Linked DNA regions of Homo sapiens: region 2 is linked to region 1. A link is a contact called in ENCODE Hi-C or POLR2A ChIA-PET data. All regions are on one chromosome and are shown on one strand. Each heading gives the region's core, a stretch centred on a gene start or an enhancer-like site at or near the end of the contact. The rest is flanking DNA. Distances are from core to core; before and after follow the strand shown.

Region 1 (6,991 bases), core at 1,681-4,180:
AGCCCTGGCTTCAGGAGCATGCGGAGAATCAAGTCCGAACCTGGAGAACTCTTTTTCTTCCAAATCTCCCCCATCCTCACTGGCCTCCTCCATCAGACAGCCTTCTCTGGCCTCATCTGTGGTTCAGTCTCTGGCTCTGTTCACTATACACCTAACTCAGAAGATCTGGAGTCAGACAGGCCAAATCAAAATCCTGGCTCTCAAGTCAGGTACAGTGGCTTACACCTGTAATCCCAGCACTTTGGGTGGCTGAGGTGAGAGGATTCGTTGAGCCCAGGAGTTCAAGACCAGCCTGGACAACATGGCGAAGACCCATCTCTACAAGAAAATACAAAAACATTATCTGGGCATGGTAGCATGTGTCTGTAGTTCTTGCTACTCAGGAGGCTGAGGTGAGATAATCACTTGAGCTGGGAGGCCAAGGCTGCAGTGAGCTGGGATACTGCCACTGCACTCCAGCCTGGACGACAGATTCCATTTCTTTAAAAAATAAAATAAAATCCTGGCTTTGCTACCTGTCAGCTGTATGGCCTTGGGCAAGTTACTGCACCTCTCTCAGCATGCCTGACTTTCTTCATCTATGAAATTAAGACAAGCCGGGCACAGTGGCTCACGCCTATAATCCCAGCACTTCGGGATGCTGAGGTGGGTGGATCACCTGAGGTGAGGAGTTCAAGACCAGCCTGACCAACTTGGAGAAACCCCGTCTCTACTAAAAATACAAAATTAGCTGGGTGTGGTGGCAGATGCCTGTAATCCCAGCTACTAGGGAGGCTGAGGCAAGAGAATCGCTTGAACCCAGGAGGCAGAGGTTGCGGTGAGCCGAGATCACACCATTGCACTCCAGCCTGGGCAACTAGAGCAAAACTTTGTCTGAAAAAATAAAATAACAGGGAACTCTGTGTATGTGTGTCGGGGGTGAGGGGGGGTGTTATATGGGAACTCTCTGTACTACCTGCACCATTTTTCTATAAATCTAAAACTGTCCTAAAAATGAAGTCTATTAATAATAAACAAAACAGACAAAAAAAAGGTATGGCAATGTGAAGGAGCATAGCTGACTGGGAGAAGCACAAATGCCTGGCCAGAGGACAGGGAAGGTGGGTGGGAATGGCAGAAAGTAAGGCTGCAGAGGGCCAGGCCTAGAGGAGGACAAAAAGGCTGCTGAAGGAGCTTGGGCAGAAGGGGTGTGAGGACAGACTGTGGCTGCAATGATAGGACATGCAGAGGAGGGAAGAGGCGGGTGGCCAGGAGACTGTAACTAGGTCACATTAGTGGGGAGGACGAATGATCAGGCCTGAGTTAGGGCACTGGAGGTAGCTAGGAGCAGGTAATTGCCTAGGTGTGAGCTGAGGGCCAGGGCAGAGCCAAGGACAAAATGCAAGTTTTCTCCTAGGCAGGTGACTGCAGACAGCTGGATGAGCCCAGCAGCCTCACACGGAAAATTAGGAAAGGTTTCTGTCCTAAACCAACCACAGGCAACAACCTGCAGGATTTGCCAGAGCATAGATTTGCCACAGCTTGTTGCCCCTCTAGAGGCCAAAGTTTAAAACTCATGTCACTTCTGTGTGCCCATCACTAGATTGGCACAGTATTGGGCGCAGTGTGAGGATACCACAGAGGCTAGCAGATGGTTTCCATGAGAAGTAGCCCACAGAGGAGCTCACGCAGGGCACTGTGATGACAAGGCCCTACAAGAGGGAGGGGCTGAGGGGAAGGAGGTGCTCTGTGGATAAGTCCACTGCTCTCCTCTTCCCTGCATCACCTTCTCGAACAGTAATAATGACAGTTAACCATGTGTGGCATTCCACGGCTTGCCATGCTGCACTTTAAGGTCGCAGGCTGGCTTCTGCCTCCCCGTCTGGTCTTTTCTGCTCCATTCATTCCCCACCTTCTCATCACACAGAGCACCTCACCACTCCCCAAATATACAGAGCATGTCCTGAATTTGTGCAGCTTCATGCCTTTGCTCATATTGTTCTCTCTACTTGGAATGCCTTCTCCCACTATCTTTGCTGAGTACAATCTTATCCTTAAAGACTACAAGTTCCCTAAGGGTAGGACACATGCTATATTCATTTTTTATTCCTCTGTGCCAAGAATAGAGCCTGGAGTGTAGGTAAACCTTATGTGTTAAGTGGATTAATATGAAACAACCTCACAACAATCCTGAGATGTTTTCCCCATTTTGTAGGAAAGGAAACTGAGCTCAGAAAGGGTAAATACCTTGCCAAGGTCACACAGCTAATAAGCCCCCAGAGCTGGGACCAGAACTCAGGATCTTCAACACTCCTTTGAGTGCCACCCCATGCCTCAAAGCCACAGGAGTTAAAGACTAACCTGCAAACTGCCCTTGTGCTGCTGGGCAGAGAAGGAGGCAGTGAGCAGCCAGGCAGAGCAGAGGAGTGCAGTCCTGGGAGAATCTGCCTTTGCCAAGGTGAGGGCCAGCATCTTCTCCAGAAGCTCCATCAGGCCTGTGCTGCTCAGGAGCACTGCAGCAGCTGTCGGGGGTGGGCAAGGCAGGGCCCACAGGAGTTACAGAGGAGCTTCAGCTAAGTGCCACTATGGTGCTTAGCACCTGATTGGGGCTTCACAAACAAACAGAGGATCATCCTGAGGCTCTAAGGGTCCCAGCTTCATAACAGAAGCTCAGGTTATTAGAGCCAGAAAGGACCTTATGACCACCAGCCACACACACAACCCTATTTGTTTTTTTAAGATGAAAAAGTTGAGATACAGAGGACCACAGACTGCCCAGCACTCTTCACTGTCCCAGCCCGGGCCCCTGCACCTCTTTTCTGACTGCTGGGTGTGGTCTGATGAAGGCTCCAATACAGGAAGTTGAAGGAGGGCTGCAGGATGTCCACGTCAGTGGGGCTGCACTTCCCACACAGCTTGCTTACTGCAAGAGATGAAAGTCCCCAGTCGGCCTGTCGCAAAACACTCACACTTGTCATAGGTGGTAGCCTGCGACTGGCTATTTCAGATGTCAGTCTTGGGGAGCAAGCACAAACTAAGTATCCCTGATATTACAACCAATGGAAAGAAACACAGTGACAAACCTTAAGGCACATTCACACCCTCCATCTAGACAAACATCAGGCAAGCAGCCTACAGCTGCACATCACAGAAAGACTTTAGGATTTCAAAGGGATCCATCCTGTGAACATCGTCACCACCTTCCCAAGGGAACTTTAACAGTCGAATGAAGTGCAGTTCCCTGCACTTGCCACATCCCCTCTCTCACATCACTTCATTTAGCTAACTCCTCTTGTCCCCGTCAGCAATCAAGATTCAGCTCAGGCCTCCGCAGTGGCTTACGCCTGTAATCCCAACACTTTGGGAGGCAGAGGCAGGCAGATTGCTTGAGCCCAGGAGTTCAAGACCAACCTGGGCAATGTGGTGAGACCCCGTCTCTCCACAAAAAAATACAAAAAATTAGCTGGGCATGGTGGCACACACTGGTAGTCCCAGCTACTCGAGAGGCTGAGGTGGAAGGATCGCCTGAGCCCGAGAGGTAGAGGCTGCAGTGAGCAGTTATCATGCTATTATACTTCAACCTGGGTGACAGAGTGAGACCCTGTCTCAAAAAAAAAAAAAAAAAGAAAAGAAAAAAATTCAGCTCAAAGTTCATCTCCCCCTTGAAGCCTTCCTTAACCTCTCAAGGCAAGATTAGATGTGCTTCTGCATTCTCCCAGGCCTCATCAGTGCAACATTACACTGTAGATATCTATAGAACATATCCCTTTACTCTTGGGAACTCCCACTTCCCATCTCCCTATCCCCATCCTAATATGAAACCTACCTACAGCTCCATTCACTTTTTGGCAGCCACATCACACCCTGACTTCGGTGCTCACCCAGACAAGCAGGTCTCAGCTCCCTCCCACACCAGTACCTCCACCCCGAACCACAGTCCTCTACTCTCTGCTGTCATATAGAAGTGCTCAAGGATTATATGTAAATGTCCTATTACATTTCATGTGTGGGTTTCAGCCTGTTACTCCCTGTCAGAGGCTCTTCTGAAGGCTGAGTTTGTCACACACAGATCCCCCTCCTAGCTTAGTGTCAGCCTTGATCTCACAGACAGGCTGGTGATGACTGGCACCAGGCTGAGGCCATCTGCAATGCGTCCCCAGTGGCCTTTTTTTGAATCTGACACTGATGTTCTCATGAGGTGGACTGGGCTCCAGGCAGGGAAGATGCCCCATCTTCACCTGTGGCTACAGGAGCTGGGGGGTCCACAAACACTGAAGACATGTCATTTTTCCTATTCATTTCAACCTTCCCTCAGCAAATCTTCCTGCAGGTGCTGCCTGTGAAGTGATGGCAGCATCATGAGTTGAGAAACCGAGGAGGTTTGGGGTGTGGGTAAGAAAAAAGCCTGGAGAACTGTGAACTGGATCATCAGATCTGAGTCAATTGTAGGATGAGCTGGAGAGCTGACCTTGTGCCAGGAAAAAAGGAATCTGCATGAATAGGATCTGTTGAAGGTCTACTGTGTGTCAAGCACTGTGTGACATTCTCTATCTAACTAGATAAGTATTCCTTATCTTAACAACTAGATAAGTATTCCGTATCTTAACCCTAGTTTAGGAAAGTACTACTACTTTACCTATGAGGAACCTAAGACTCACAGAGACTAGATGATTGCTAGTGACTAAGCTGAGATTCAAACCCAGGCCTTCCTGACTCTAGAGCTTGTGCCTGTCATACAGATTTGTTTGTTTTAGGGACGAGGTCTCACTCCATTGCCCAGGCTGGGTGCAGTGGTGAGATCATAGCTCACTGCAGCCTTGACGTCCTGGGCTCAAGCAATCCTCCCGCCTCGGCCTTCCCAAGTTGCTGGGACTATATATAGGTCTGCATCACGACACACAGCTAATTATTTGTATTTTTTTTGTAGAGACAGGGTTTCACCATGTTGCCAAGGCTGGTCTTGAACTCCTGAGCTCAAACGACATGCTGCCTCAGCCTCCCAAAGTGCTAGGATTATAGGCGTGAGCCACTAGGCCTGGCAGTTTGTAGAGGCAGGATCTTGCTATGTTGCCCAGGCTGGTCTTGAACTCCTGGCTTCAAACAATCCTCCGGCCTCAAACACCCAAAGTGCTGGGATTACAGGCATGAGCACCCCCCTGGCCTCATAATGCTGATTTTTTGCAGAGGTAGGGTGTCTCCCAAACATTCCCAGAGAACAAGCAGAGAAAGCCCTGAGAGGTCCTTTAGCAAGAAAACCCTAGGGACAGACTGACCTACTAGCTTCTTCCAAAGGGATGAAAGAGTAGAAGAAAGAAGAACACCAGCCTACTTAGTGAGCACCCACTGCACGTCCAGCCCTGGGCCCTTGGGCGCTATCCCAAGCAGCCAGGGCACCTTGGTGAAGGAGCTTCATGGCCACGCTGTCCAGTTCTTGCTCTGACACATTCCTGAGCTGCATCAGGGAGAGGAGGCTCAGCAGCAATGGTAGGTTCCCCGAGGCTGTGAAGAACAAGGAGGACTGGGCAAGAAGCCTGATGCTCAGATCACCTGAAGGTCAGACACCCTGCCCTGCTTCAATGGCCCTTAATAACAGGTTCAAAGTTTTTTGTTTCCTAAGGGGTGAGGTGTTTTGTTGGGATTTACTCCTATTTCTTTCTTCATTTAGAACAGGCGTAACTGATATACTAAGTGCCAGACATAGGTTGGTACCAGGAATTCATTATTTCATTTAATCCCACTAAACAAAATGTGAAGCATGGATTGTTATTCCTATTTTGCACTTACAAAATTGAGGCTCAGAGAGGCTGAGTGACTTCTCCAAGGTCCCACAGCCAGAAAGTGGCAGGATGCTGTGGTCTGAATGTTTGTGTTCCTCCAAAATTCATGTTGAAATCTTAACCCCCAATGTAATAGTATTAGGAAGTGAGGCCTTTGGTAGATGACTGAATCATGAGGGTAGAATCTTCATGAATGGGATGAGTGGCCTTTTGAAAGAAACTGCGAGGAGCTCCCTCCCTCACCCCTTCTGTCATGTGAGGACACAGTAAGAAGACAAGTCATCATGCTGGCACATGCCTATAACCCCAGCTACTCAGGAGTCTGAGGTTGGGGGATTGCTTGAGCCTAGGAGGTCAAGGCTGTGGGGGGCAGGGGAGAAGGAGGAGGAAGAAAGGAGGAGAAGGAAGAAAGGAGGAGAAGGAAGGAAGGAGGAGGAGGGAGGGGAGAAGGAGGGGAAAGAGGAGGAAAAGAGGAAGAAGAACAAGAGGAGAAGAAGAAAAGAAGAAGAAGAAAGAAGAAGATGAAGGAGAAAGAAGGATGGATGGAAGGAAGGAACGAAGGAAGGAAGGAAGGAAGCAGGGAAGGAATGAAGGAAGGAAGGAGGGAAGGAAGGAAAGAAGACAGCCATTTATGAACCAGGAAGTAGGCCTTCACCAGACACTGAATCTTTCAGTACCTTGATTTTGGATTTCCCAGCCCCCAAAACTGGGAGAAATAAATTCCTGTTGTTTATAAGTCACCCAGTCTATGGCCCAAATAGACCCAAATCTGAATCCAATGCCCATGGCCTTCCCACTATGTTTCCACTACATCTTAAGGTTCTTAACCAGTATTATCAGCTAAACATGGCTTGTCCTTCCCTGAAAAGAAATAACTCATCTCCTCTTGACACCTTTAAATCTACTTCCAAACCCTCAGTCCTCTGTCAGGTAGCCACAGATTGCCTTTCGCTTTGCTTAGAAATATAATTTTAGGCCGAGTGTGGTAGCTCACACCTGTAATCCAAGCACTTTGGGAGGCTGAGGCGGGCGGATCACTTGAGGTCAGGAGTTCGAGACCAGCCTGGCCAATATAGTGAAACCCACCTCTAATAAAAATACAAAAAATTAGCCAGGTGCAGTGGCGCATGCCTGTAATTCCAGCTACTATGGAGGCTGAGGCAGAAGAATCACTTGAACCCAGGACGTGAAGGTTGCAGTGAGCCGAGATCACGCCACTGCACACCAGCCTGAAC
Region 2 (6,751 bases), core at 358-2,857, 100 kb before region 1:
CCGGGAATTACCCATTTGAGAGTTCCCAAGCCTGGCTCCTAGCTAGGCATATGGGAGGTGCTTGATAGCCACAATCCCTGCCCTCGTCTGACCTGAGCTCCTTGTAGACAGGCACAGGTTTTCTTTTACTTTTATTCATTTCATTTTTCTTTTCTTTAACTCTGTAGCTTGGCAAAGGCACTGGCTTTTATTTCTGGATTCACAGTGCTGTGATCAATACAAGATGCCCAATAAATACCTTCTGAGTAAATGAAAGAACCATGAGACATAACCAGGGGATTCTAAGAATTTTTATGACCACTTGAAGAACAGAAAAGTTGCATATTAACCCCCAAGTACAGTAGCTCTGCTATTGCTGAACCAATCTTCATATTACCTCATATTACCTCAGGGGACCAAAATGTCCTGCCTACAAGGCTTATGGTATTAAGGCCACAAGGGGAGGAATTTTGGTCTGTTTTATCGGTTGCTGGGAGTCCTGGTGAAATGAGCGACTGAATGAATGCCTGCCTACCCCTCCAGGTGGGCAGCACCTGATGGGGAAGGGGGTTCATAACTGCTTCTGCATCTTAACTCCTGGCTAGGTAAGTGCTCAGGGGAGGTTTACAGAAGGGAACCGAAGGGTACTCACGGCCAGGAAGCCCAGCTTGCCTCCACACCGGGTCTTGAGCCCCATGGCAGCAGTCAGATGGATCTCAACCAGTGTGCTCGGTGGGATCTTCTCCTCTGCACATTCAGCCAGGTTCACGGCACACAACGCCATGTGTACATCGGAACAGGCGGATCCTGCAGGAAGCTTCCCTAGGGTGGGCAGAAACAGACACTATTGTTGATGGAGCCCCAAAACCAAACTTTTTCCTGCTCTCTCCAGCACGATCAAAGTAAGAGAGGAACCAGGGGAGAAGCGAGGTGAACTTTGTGATCAGACAGGCCTGATCACAGGATGGGATGCCAGGCTCTGTGATATACTGGCTGTGTGTTCCTGTCTACCTCACAGGGTAGCTGGGAACATGGCACCCATTTCTGTCACACCCAGAGCTGTCACAATTGCAGGTTGTTGTATAGGACTCAGAGGCGCACAGTGCAACATAACAATGTCAGCAGCACAGCCACACTGTGTGTTTCCAAACATTCAACAGAGGTAATGAAATTTTTTTTAGATGAACTGATTTGAATTTATTTTCATTAAAAAACCTTCACAATGTGGCTGGGTGCCAGTGGCTCACACCTGTAATCCCAGCACTTTGGGAGGCCAAGGCCGGCGGATCACTTAAGATCAGGAGTTCGAGACCAGCCTGGCAAACACAGTGAAACCCCATCTCTACTAAAAATAGAAAAAATTAGCTGGACGTGGTGGCACACGCCTGTAATTGCAGCTACTTGGAAGGCTGAGGCAGAAGAATTGCTTGAGCCTGCGATGCGGAGGTTGCAGTGAGCTGAGATCGCACCACTGCACTCCAGCCTGGGCAACAGAGCGAGACTCTGTCCCCCAAAAAAGCCAAAAAAAAACCCGCCTTCACAATACACAAACACATACCCGTTTGAGGGGGAAGTGACGTAAACTGAGCAAGGACAGCTGAACACATGTTGGGTTAGTGGGTGGGAGGCCAGGAAGGCTTACCACACCCTCCCCTATGAGAGGTGCACAGTGGCCCATCTGGGGCTGATCCCCTAATCAGGGAACAAAGTATCCTTGCACAGGCACAAGGGCCCATCACAGCTCTCGTGAGGCTTTCATACTGTTGCTGGCTTTGGTCCTCACTACAAGGGCAAGCAGTCTCCTTGCCTCAGGGGAGGAAGTGCCCATGTCAAGGTGCAGACAGTGGCAAAGCCAGGCTTCCCGTGCTCATCCAGCCCTGTGTTCCCCCTCCTGGGCTGCCTTGCCTCCCTGTCTTTTTATCAGCCTAGGGAGATCTCAGCCTCCACACTCCATTCTGTACTGGCCTCAGGTGTTCCTCCTGCAGGAGACACAGGAAGGGAGGTGAGAGGGCAGTGTGGCAACCATACTGTAGTTACCTCTGTCCCCTCAGTGCCTCACACAGGGAATGCCAGTGAGTATGGAAGGAATGAGTGACGTAAAGCTTCTCAGCTGGAATTCTCCAGAATTTGGCAGCAAGGAGGACACAGCCTGATCAGAGACCTGAGTATGGGCTTATTCTGTCCCAAGGGCACACTGAGGAACAGACAAGATAACAGCGGGGCAAATTTGCAGATAGGGACCTTCTGCTAAAATTCTACCATGAGCCCACATATTAAAGCTGCACAATGGCCCCACTGTCTCATCTCCTGGTCACTCCTACATCACTTGCCTGGCTCTGTTCCACTTTTGGCTGAAGCTCCTTACTGCCATCAAGGTATCTAACACCTTCCAGTTACCACATCCTACTGTTATTCCTGGCCCTCATCTTACTGGGTGTCCCAGCAACAATCTCCCCTCCTCAACTCTCTGACCTTGCTCCTCCAACACTTAGCATCTCAGTGTCTCCTCAGACCTCTCCAACTGCTCCTCTCAGGCAGCCTCTGCCCCTGACTCCCCATCCTCTATCTGTTCATCTCTGCATGCATGTGCAGTGGCACAATCACAGCTCGCTGCAGCCTCGATCTACCTCCCAGGCTCAAGTGATCCTCCCACCTTGGCCTCTCAAGTAGCTGGAACCACAGACACACACCACAAAAACCAGCTAATTTTTTGAATTTTTTTTGGAGAGATGGAGTCTCCCCGTGTTTCCCAGGCTGATGGGAAACTCCTGGGCTCAAGCGACCTTCCTTCCTTGACCTCCCAAAGTTCTGAGATTACAGATGTGAACTGCTGTGCCAGCCTTTATCCTTTCTTTTTGAGATGGAGTTTTGCTCTTGTTGCCCAGGCTGGAATGCAGTGGTGCCATCTTGGCTCACTGCAACCTCCACCTCCTGGGTTCAAGTGATTCTCCTGCCTTAGCCTCTCGAGTAACTGGGATTATAGGCACGTGCCACCACACCCGGCTAATTTTTGTATTTTTAGTAGAGACAGGGTTTTGCCATGTTGGCCAGGCAGGTCTCGAACTCCTGACCTCAGGTGATCCACCTGCCTTGGCCTCCCAAAGTGCTGGGATTACAGGTGTGAGCCACCGCGATGGCCTATCTGTTCTTTAGATGAGGGTGTTCTTCTGAATGGCCCTGAGGGTCTCCTTTTCACCTATCCACTCTCATAGGCTCCCTTGCTTTTCACTCTCACCTGTAGTCTTCTTTGGGCTGTAGATCCTGCATGTCCAGCTCACCTCCACATCTCACAGGCAAGTGTCCAAAAGGGAACTCACCACCCTTTTCCTGGAAAGTTGCTCTTCCTTCTATTTTCTTTACCTTTGTTGGTGGCACCATCGCTCACCCAAACTCCCAAGGAAGAACCAGGGAACCGTCTTAGCTGACTACTGTCCCCATCCATCAGTCCAATGAGTCCCCAGTCCAGTCAATTCCACCTTCTAATTTCCTCTCATCTGTCCTTTCAGCAACTCTCATCTTTAATCTGCATCAGCTTCTATTTGGCCTCTCTAGCTCTAGCCTTGATCCTCTGGGATCCACTCCTTATCTGCCATCAGAGTGAATCTTCTAAACTTTTTTTTTTGGAGTGCTATGGTGCAATCTTGGCTCACTGGAGCCTTGATCTCCCAGGCTCCAGTGATTCTCCCACATCAGCCTCCTGGGTAGCTGGGATTACAGGTGTGCATCACCAAGCCTGGCTAATTTTTGTATTTTTTGTAGAAATGGGGTTTTGCCACGTTGTCCAGGCTGGTCTCGAACTCCTGAGTGCAAGTGATCCTCCTGCCTCAGTCTCCCAAAGTGCTGGGACTACAGGTGTGAGCCAGCTACCATGCCCAGCCTGACTCTTCTAAACTTGAGAAGCACAAACCTGATCATATCACTATTTTCCTAATGCTCTTCACTGAATCCTACTGATACACTACAAGATCCTCAGCCTGGCATCCAAATCCTTCATGGTCTGAGTACTGCCTTTGTGCCCTGGCTCCCTCTAGGACCACTGAAGGCTTATTCTCAAGAGCCACCCCAGGTGGGGCTCCTCCTTGGGAACATCCCTCTGCCCAGAGGCTCATCTCCTGCAGAGCTGGTGACCTCTATGCATCCTTCCATGCAAAGCCAAGACTCTACTTCCCCAGAAAACCTTTCTTGAAACCCTCCAAACGGGTACCCACTCCCTCCCAACGAAAACATGTTCCTTCTGCTAAGTCTAACATACTCACGCTGAACTGTCATTCATTTGTTGACCTCTCTGCCTATTATAGCAGGAGCTTACTGAATGAAACAGATGATCATATTTCATTGACTCTAAGATGTCAGCAATTTTAAGTCTCACCATTAATTTAAGTATCACTAAAGAAAAACACTGCCAACTTATCTACAATGTGCCACTGTTTATAGGACACATCCTGAGTATAGTGATGTTATTGTGAAAACATGTGCATCTGAGAACTGATGAGCTAAAGCAAAGAGCCAACCTTACAGCTGTGAAAACAGGTAGAAGCTTGGTCTAGCCACTCTAAAAGAGTAGCGTTAAAGGGACTTCAGCTAGGGTGCAGAACTGGCAAATCAAGCTAAGGAGGAGAGGTAGCATGAGATGCCTTGCAGCAAGCCAGGCAGCAGCAGCTGCCCCCTCACCTGTGATGTGCAGCTGGTGCAGCCGGTGATAGGCCAGAGCCGCATCCCGGGCGCTGGTCTTAGCTTCGTCTTCAAAGCCTGCCTCAGTGGCTGGCGTGGCCCGCCGGCACTGGAAGACTTTCTTGAGCAGCCAGCGCACCAGGCGTAGCTTCTGCAGGCTGTAGCGGATCACGTTCCAGGAGAGGCTGCAGGCCAGGTCCAGGCGGGAGGTGGGCAGTGCCCGGCCCAAAACTGCCAGGCAGGTTTGTAGGTTGCCGGCAGCAGCTGCAAAATCTCCCTACAAAGTATCAAAAGGTGTTAATGGTCACTGGCCTTGCTCCGGCTTTTTGTTTTGATATAGACTTCTACTCCCCCTGCCCCCAATTATCAGAGGAATTAGTGCACACTCATAAAAACGAGGGAAACTTCAGAAAGCTACAAGAAAGTAAAACAAAACCACCTATAATCTCATCCCCCAGGAAGAATCCCTGCTGACATTCTGAGGTATTTCCTTACAGACTTTTTACTCGATTGAGATTGTACTGCGTGCGTTTGTTCTATGAGCAAATGCTGGTCAGAGTTCCCTCAGAGTAGCACTTTTTTTTTTTTTTTTTTTGTATTTTTAGTAGAGACAGGGTTTCACCATGTTGGTCAGGCTGGTCTCGAACTCCTGACCTCAAGTGATCTACCTGCCTCGGCCTTCCAAAGTGTTGGGATTACAGGCGTGAGCCACCATGCCCGGCCAGCAGTAGCTTTTAGACATAAGGTGGTGACACAGATTTAGATGAACTGCATGATCCTTTAGGCTTTCAGGGTCTCAAAGTGTGGCCCCCAGAGGCCAGTAGCATCAGCTCTTAGGAGCTTGTTAGAAATGCAAGCACTTGGACCTTACCCCAGGGCTACTGAATCAGAATCTCTGGTATTGCAGCCCTCTAGGTGATTCTCATGCCATGTCTGCTAAAGCGTTTCTTTTCATTTTTAGAGATGGGGGTTTTGCTATGTTGCCCAGGCTGGTCTTGAACTCCTGGGCTCAAGCAATCCCCCCACCTCAGTGTGAGCCACAGCACCCGGCTTCATGCCTGCTGAAGTTTGAGAACCATGGTTTTAGGCAAACTCACAGCTAAACTACCCTACTCTAGGATTCAGATGAACTAATCTTTGTCAACCTGAGAGGGTCTAATGGAGAGTCTACGGCACTGTACTGGAGACCGCTCGCTTTCTCTCTCTCACTGCTGGAAACTAGAGGACAGGCTATATAGTCTTGGGAAATGAAAGTAAATTCTCCTATTTTCCTCTATTGGGCAGCTGGTACACTATCTGTGCTTTGTTTCCCACATCATTACAGGACTGGACAAGGGAAAAGAAAAGATGTCCTCACAGCAACAGTCTCTAAGGTGCCTCTATCTTTCCAGCCAGAAGGACCTGCATTTGCAGATTCCAAAGGAGGCAGGTGTTCCCTGGCTCCTCCCCTGCCTTTCCCTCAAAGATGGGCTATTCCCAAGTCCCAGTCTTTGGCTCTTACCCCTCCTGACTCCCCAGTCCAATTCTCCCTAAGAACCCTCTGCTGACAGACATGCTTCCCAAACACTCTGGCCCCGCCCCTGCTCAGTCCCCATGGCCTGCCTCTCAATCACTGCTCACTCTACAGGGGCCTCTTCCAGCTTTTCCAGGCAACATGGCCTAGATGGAGTCCACTCCATCTTGGAGCCTCTCTTATCCTTGAGTCAACGTCACTAATCACTTCCCTTCCAAATATTACATTTCAAATACTTATTCAGTTCAAACCTTTCCTTTTAATTCCAGGTCCTTGCCATCATCTCTTACTCAGTCTATTTCATAGAGCCCCCTGACTCAGCCAGGCGTGGTGGCTCATGCCTGTAATCCTAACACTTTGGGACGTCAAGGTGAGAGGATCACTTGAGCCTAGGAGTTCAGGACCAGCCAGGCAACACAGTGAGACCTTGTCTTTACTTAAAAAAGAGCACCCTAACTTGTTGCCATGTTCCATGCATTTCACATCTCCCTCCTACCTATCCTTCACAGCCACCATAATGATGCTTGTAAAACACACACCTGAACCTGCCTCTAGGATATACATCTTGGGATGTTATACTCAAGGAAC

Evidence for each region. Hi-C counts contacts between places; a loop is a spot of excess contacts on that map. ChIA-PET counts read pairs that join two places held with the same protein, here RNA polymerase II (POLR2A). Pooled maps may share reads with other maps.
Region 2: a loop to region 1 is called in a map of endothelial cell of hepatic sinusoid, with 6 times the contacts of the local background. The contact joins two enhancer-like sites. A Hi-C loop is called at or near these places in 1 of 168 maps with a recorded cell type or tissue (endothelial cell of hepatic sinusoid) and 4 of 50 pooled maps. POLR2A ChIA-PET finds 5 or more read pairs at or near these places in 7 of 52 experiments (A673, HEK293, Panc1 and 4 more).

The regions. Positions count from the first base shown.
Region 1 is chr22:41,777,195-41,784,185 of GRCh38, reverse strand. It overlaps MEI1 (meiotic double-stranded break formation protein 1), which reads right to left. Exons shown (of 31, transcript NM_152513.4): 22 at 5,374-5,478; 23 at 2,792-2,902; 24 at 2,341-2,501. Among named protein-coding and RNA genes, the nearest start is that of CCDC134, 20 kb to the left of the region's middle. RefSeq lists enhancers at 2,511-2,560, 2,711-2,810, 2,821-2,870. Within about 2 kb of position 2,930, at least 12 of the 41 ENCODE cell types and tissues checked have a DNase peak (open chromatin) inside an H3K27ac peak, as active enhancers do.
Region 2 is chr22:41,878,892-41,885,642 of GRCh38, reverse strand. SREBF2 (sterol regulatory element binding transcription factor 2) reads right to left here. Exons shown (of 19, transcript NM_004599.4): 10 at 4,651-4,927; 11 at 632-801. Among named protein-coding and RNA genes, the nearest start is that of MIR33A, 19 kb to the left of the region's middle. Within about 2 kb of position 1,607, at least 4 of the 41 ENCODE cell types and tissues checked have a DNase peak (open chromatin) inside an H3K27ac peak, as active enhancers do.